Regions from separate parts of the Homo sapiens genome. Here region 1 is linked to region 2. Evidence: read pairs that join two places in POLR2A ChIA-PET (ENCODE). Cell type or tissue: Caco-2. All regions are shown on one strand. Links, peaks and the distances in the headings refer to the core of each region. The heading gives the core; the rest is flanking DNA.

Evidence for each region. ChIA-PET counts read pairs that join two places held together with the same protein. Peaks named below come from ENCODE experiments on the same cell type or tissue, not always from the same donor. Only the 100,000 strongest peaks of a DNase experiment are listed, where the experiment ranks them.
Region 1: POLR2A ChIA-PET joins it to region 2 with 12 read pairs; 5 of 35 experiments call an interaction of 5 or more read pairs at or near these places.

The regions. Positions count from the first base shown.
Region 1 is chr3:13,307,168-13,310,074 of GRCh38, forward strand. No RefSeq gene overlaps it. Among named protein-coding and RNA genes, the nearest start is that of NUP210, 110 kb to the right of the region's middle. In Caco-2, for the core only: a CTCF peak has its summit at 1,502; a DNase peak (open chromatin) is centred at 1,493.
Region 2 is chr3:13,483,726-13,486,632 of GRCh38, forward strand. The region is part of intron 3 of HDAC11 (histone deacetylase 11); the gene reads left to right. Among named protein-coding and RNA genes, the nearest start is that of HDAC11, 4.9 kb to the left of the region's middle. In Caco-2, for the core only: no CTCF peak of the experiment used is centred there; a DNase peak (open chromatin) is centred at 1,201.

The DNA of each region.
Region 1 (2,907 bases), core at 138-2,637, 180 kb before region 2:
AACTGGGCGCAGTCTCTTCTCCAAGGCTCCAGCACCTTCCATTCTGTGAAGGTCCTTTGAGCCTGGGCTGTCTCCCTCGCTGCCCCGCACGGAGGAGCCCCACCTGACTCATAGCTCTGCCCCTTCCCAGCCCGCCCCCAGGACGCTGCCAGCACATAACGTGAGCTAATGAATGGCAGTGGAATAAATACATGGGCAGGCAGGCATCAGGAGCAGACGCCTACGTCCCTAGGAGGCGATAATGGCAACTCAACTCTCTGGGCTTGGAGACAAAATTATCCACCTGGCAGCCAACAGGAATCGGCCTCCAGCTCAGGTGCCTAAGAAACAGCTCTTAATAATTTTCCTTTAATTTAGAACTTGAGCCTTAATTCCCCTCCCACATTCTGGCTAGAACTGCCATTTCAGTCGTTCCTTAAAACTTAACAAAGGGATTGCTGGGTGTGGTGGCTCACACCTGTAATCCCACCATATTGGGAGGCTGAGGCGGGCGGATCACGAGGTCAGGAGCTAAAACGGTGAAACCCCATCTGTACTAAAAATACAAAAAATTAGCCGGGCGTGGTGGTGGGCACCTGTAGTCCCAGCTACTCAGGAGGCTAAGGGAGGAGAATGGCTTGAACCTGGGAGGCGGAGCTTGCAGTGAGCCAAGATTGCGCCACTGCACTCCAGCCTGGGTGACAGAGCGAGACTCCGTCTCAAAACAAACAAACAAACAAAAACTTAACAAAGGGATTACATTGTCGCATTTAACTGCCCTCCCCTCAACACTCACACACAATCCGCTTGCCCACTGCACCCAGGGACCCTGTGGGAAGTGGACGCAGGTGGCCGAAACTGCAACTGTCACCTGCTCATTTGCCATTTTAAGATGCTTCAGTTCCAAACCCATGATATTGACGGGAAAAACAGAAACCTAATATGCACAGGCCAGGTGCGGTGGCTCACGCCTGTAATCCCAGCACTTTGGGAGGCTGAGGCGGGTAGATCAAGAGGTCAGGAGTTTGAGACCAGCCTGACCAACATGGCGAAACCCCGTCTCTACTGAAAACACAAACATCAGCCGGGTGTGGTGGCACACGCCTGTGATCCCAGCTACTCAGGAGACTGAGGCAGGAGAATTGCTTGAATCCAGGAGGCAGAGGTTGCAGTGAGCCGAGATTGCGCCACGGTACTCCAGCCTGGGTGACACAGTGAGACTCTGTCAAAAAAAGAAAGAAAGAAAGAAAAGAAACATGCACAGCCTCCTCTAGCCAGTCCCTTTTCTCTTCCTCTGTGTTCGTCCTGGGCAAGTTGCCAGGGAAAAGCTGAGACCATCTTTGAACATGGGTGAGCTAAAGCCAGTCCTTCCCCATCTCTGCAATGACGGTTTGGAGTAGACTGGGACAACGGTGGCCTCCTCTGCTCTAACTGCACACGCTGACTGGTGGTGACCACCTGGATGCTAGGTCGTAAGGAGCACTGAGGGAGTTCTGCTTCTGCAGGAAAGTGATGGGAGCGACAAGCAATATCTGCCAGGGCCAGAGGAGGCAGTGTGGAGACACATATGCCAGGCTTTTACCAAGTAGGAAGAAATTCAGACATTGAAAACTGGTGGCCAGGTGGGGCTTGGTGGCTCATGCCTGTAATCCCAGCAGTTTGGGAGGCTGAGGCGTGAGGATCACTTGAGCCCATGAGGTCGAGGCTGTAGCGGGCTGAGATTGTGATACTGCACTGGGTGACAGAGTGAGACTTTGTCTCAACAACAACAACACACACAACACAACAACAGCAAAACACATACAAAAAAACTGGTGGCCCAAGGACAGTTGTTTTGGCTCACTGTAGGTTGTTTTTTACAGTTTTTAAAAGTTGAATTTTATTGCCATTATTTATCTATTAGGTTTTATCCCAAGAAAGGTGGATGAGGGGAGTCTGGAAAACCAGAGGAATTGGCCCCAGTGGGGCTTTGTTCCCATCTGGCCACAGCAGCTGGAGCCAAGCAGGCAAGGCCATGCAGTCCAGGTCACCAGCATCTGACCCCCTGGCTCGGGTGTGTCTACCTGGCCTGGCAGCATCCATGTTTGTGACCCCTGGACTTGATTATTGATTTGTTTCTGTTGGTCCAGTGAGTGGCAGAGGGGACTACTGCTAAGAAACAACTCCTGGAGAGGTGTGTCACGGTCCCCAAGAGACTGGGGATGGCTTCCCTGGACCACCCAGGAAGACAAAGGAAGAAAAGTTCACGTTTATTGAGCATCAAATGTTTGCTCACCACTGTTGTGGGTTGTGGTGGGGGAAGGGGTGGTTCAACTCAGTAATTACGCCCACGTGGCAATGCTACGAAGGTCATATAATTACCATTTTGCAAACAGGGAAACTGAGGCTCAAACATGAAGGTTCCAAGGTCATCCAGCAGGTGAGTGGCAGAGGCAGGATTTGCTTTGCACCTGGGCCCCATCCACCAGGTTCGCTGGCCGCTGCTCTTGCCCCCCGACTCTCCCCCGTCCACTGAGAAAGACCCCAACAAGGAAGCTACTATGCTTGAAAGCAAGGAAGCAAGGGGTCTTTCAGATTCCACTTTCCAACTTTCCTGGTTCTTGTCAGTGGTCTTTATGGGCTTTCAGTGAAGCCTCTCCAAATGGAAGTGGTCGCCTGATGAGCTATGAAATCTTCCGCAGAGGTTCATTTGCTAATTACATACAACAGAAAACTTAACAACGTGATAGACGATCACCCAGCCTGTGACCTCGGGTTTTGCTTCTTTTTTTTTGAGATGGAGTCTCGCTCTGTCGCCCAGGCTGGAGTGCAGTGCCGCAATCTCGGCGCAATCTCGGCTCACTGCAAGCTCCGCCTCCCGGGTTCACACCATTCTCCTGCCTCAGCCTCCTGAGTAGCTGGGACTACAGGCGCCCACCACCACGCCTG
Region 2 (2,907 bases), core at 95-2,594:
GAGAAGGAGAGAGGTCATAAAAAGGCAGACCTCAGTTTGGGCCAGGCCACTCTGAGGGTGGTGTCCTCCCCTTCTCCAGGGCGTATGAAAGCCTTCATAGAATTTTAGGCTTCTACATTATGACTTTCAAGCTGTGCTCTGTCGACACGCCTCCGAGACCCCAGCCCCTGTCCTCCAACCATACATAGCTCTTTCACTTTGGTCTATTTTGTTTGTTTGTTTGTTCATTTTTTTGTTGGTTTTTGTTCTTGAAATGGAGTCTCACTCTGTCGCCCAGGCTGGAGTGCAGTGATGTGATCTCGGCTCATTGCAACCTCCGCCTTCCGGGTTCAAGCAATTATCCTGTCTCACCCTCCTGAGTGAGTAGCTAGGATTACAGGCGCGTGCCACCATGCCTGGCTAATTTTTTTTGTATTTTAGTAGAGATGTGGTTTCGCCGTGTTGGCCAAGCTGGTCTCGAACTCCTGAACTCAGGTCATCTGCCCACCTCGGCCTCCCAAAGTGCTGGGGTTACAGGCGTGAGCCACCGCACCCACCCTATTTTTTATATTGGGCTGAAGTTTAAGACTCTGGTCTAAGTACTTCTGCTGAAGTTTTGTTGAAAATTGTTGGTCTAAAAACTAATTTGAAACCCTCAGGGCTCAGCAGAGAAGAGAAACAAGTGGGAGGGCCGGTGGTAGAGTCTGAGGTGAACTCCTGCCCCTTCCCAAGGGGCGGCTCCTCAGCTCCACTGTGGGCCCGGCATGGCCAGAGCACCTGGTCTTCAAAGAGAAGCCAGGAATCCAGATTATTAAGTGACATTTCCTGATTTTTTTTTTGAGACTGAGTCTCGCTCTTGTTGAGCAGGCTGAAGTGCAGTGGCACGATCTCAGCTCACTGTAACCTCCGCCTCCCGGGTTCAAACAATTTTTCTGCCTCAGCCTCCGAAGTAGCTGGAATTATAGGGGTGAGCCACCACACCCGGCCCTGATTTCTTAATGTGGCACTCATTATAAGATTGTAAAAGCCCACCTGTAGACCAAACTGGGCACACTGGCTGCCTGCTTGTGACCTCTTTCCAGAGAAGGACACAGCTCCTATTAGTGGCTGAAGTTCTGAGGGCTGAGGCATTCAGTTCAGTGCTCTTTGTAGGAACAGAGGGGAGGTTGGGGCGGGGGCTTGCATTGGAATCTGGTACTGCCAGCCTGCCTTGGTGGGGGTGGGGTCAGGGATGCCTCAGGTTATCTGCCCCAAGAGTGTGGGAGCCCTGACCCCCAGGCTCCCTGGCTGAGCTCACCTTAGACTCAGAGCCACAGTGGATGCCTGAGGCCAGCAGGCCCCTCTGCTCCACAGGTGGAAAAGCCTAGGTCCAGAAAGAGGCTGTGCTCAAGGTCACCTGGGAAGTTGGCCGGGCCTTGGGGAGACCCCTGGCAGGTCATCCAGTCCAGTCTTCTAGGTTCCCAGTCAGGGCTGCTGCCTCCCTGCTCCCCAACCGCAGCCTGAGGTGTGAGAATTCTAGATAGGGCCACGACAGTGTGAGCACATGAAAGATTACCAGGAAGAGGTTGAAACCTGGCTCCTGGGAGAGAGAGGGGTGTGAGGCCTTGGCAGGAAGCCCAGTGCTTGGCTGCCCTGGTTTCCTGGGGCCCAGGCATGCGTGGTCACAGTCCACAGCCTAGGGCTGGGCCAGGAGGACATGCCTGCCAGAGTCCCGAGGGTGAGGGGAAGGAAGGGACAGGAGGCGCTCAGCTGGGGCAGGGAGAAACCAAAACAGAATGGTGTGATTGAACCAGGCTGGGGGTGGGGGGCCTAGGTTCCAGGGCCCCACCCATTTGAGGGGCCTTCAGGGGAACTGTGTTGGGCAGGCTGCATGCCTGGCCTTGGTCCCCCAAAAGCCTGAAAGCAGCTTACTATGTGATATATAATAATACAAAATAGCTGGGTGTAGTGGCATGCACTTGTAGTCCTAGCTACTTGGGAGCCTGAGGCAGGAGACCTTGAGCCCAGGAGTTTGAAGCTGTAGTGAGCTATGATTGCACCACTGCACTCCAGCTGGTATGACAGAGTGAGACTGTCTCTTAAAAAAAATAATAAAAGTATTAACAGGTAGAGTCCCAAGTAGAAAACTGAGGTTGAGGGTAGGAGGAGAATTCAGGTATGTCCACTGAAAAAGTTAACCAAGATGGTGATCCAGCTGCATATTTGGCTTGGAGCTCCCTGGCAGTCAGAACAAAAGGAGAAACATGATGGTTTCTACGGCACCTATTAAGATGAAGAAGTAGGCCGGGTGCAGTGACTCATGCCTGTAATCCCAGCACTTTGGGAGAACGAGGCGGGCGGATCACTTGAGGTCGGGAGTTTGAGATCAGCCTGGCCAACATGGAGAAACCCTGTCTCTACTAAAACTACAAAATTAGCCAGGCATGGTAGTGCATGCCTGTAATCCCAGCTACCTGGGAGGCTGAGGCAGGAAAATCACTTGAACCTGGGAGGTAGAGGTTGCAGTGAGCCGAGATTGCGCCATTGCACTCCAGCTTGGGCAATAAGAGTGAAACTCCATCTCAAAAAAAAAAAAAAAAAAAAAAGAAAAAGATGAAGAAGTAGTCAGTCATTCAACACATCTGTATTGAATGCCAACTGTACAGAGAGAATAAGACAGCAGGGCTCTCTGCCACCATGGATTTGCATTTGAGTCGTGGAAGATTAAAATTAAGGAAGCAACCACCCAAGAGCATTTTAGAGAGCACCAAGGGCTATGAAGAAAGTGAAAAATAGAGGGTAATTGGATGGTCAGGGAGGGCCTCACAGAGGAGGTGATGTTTGAGTTGAGACTAAACAAAGGAGCAGGTGATACTCATGTAGAGGTGTTTTTTTTTTTTTTTTTTTTTTTTGGAGAAGGAATCTCGCTTTGTTGCCCAGGCTCGAGTA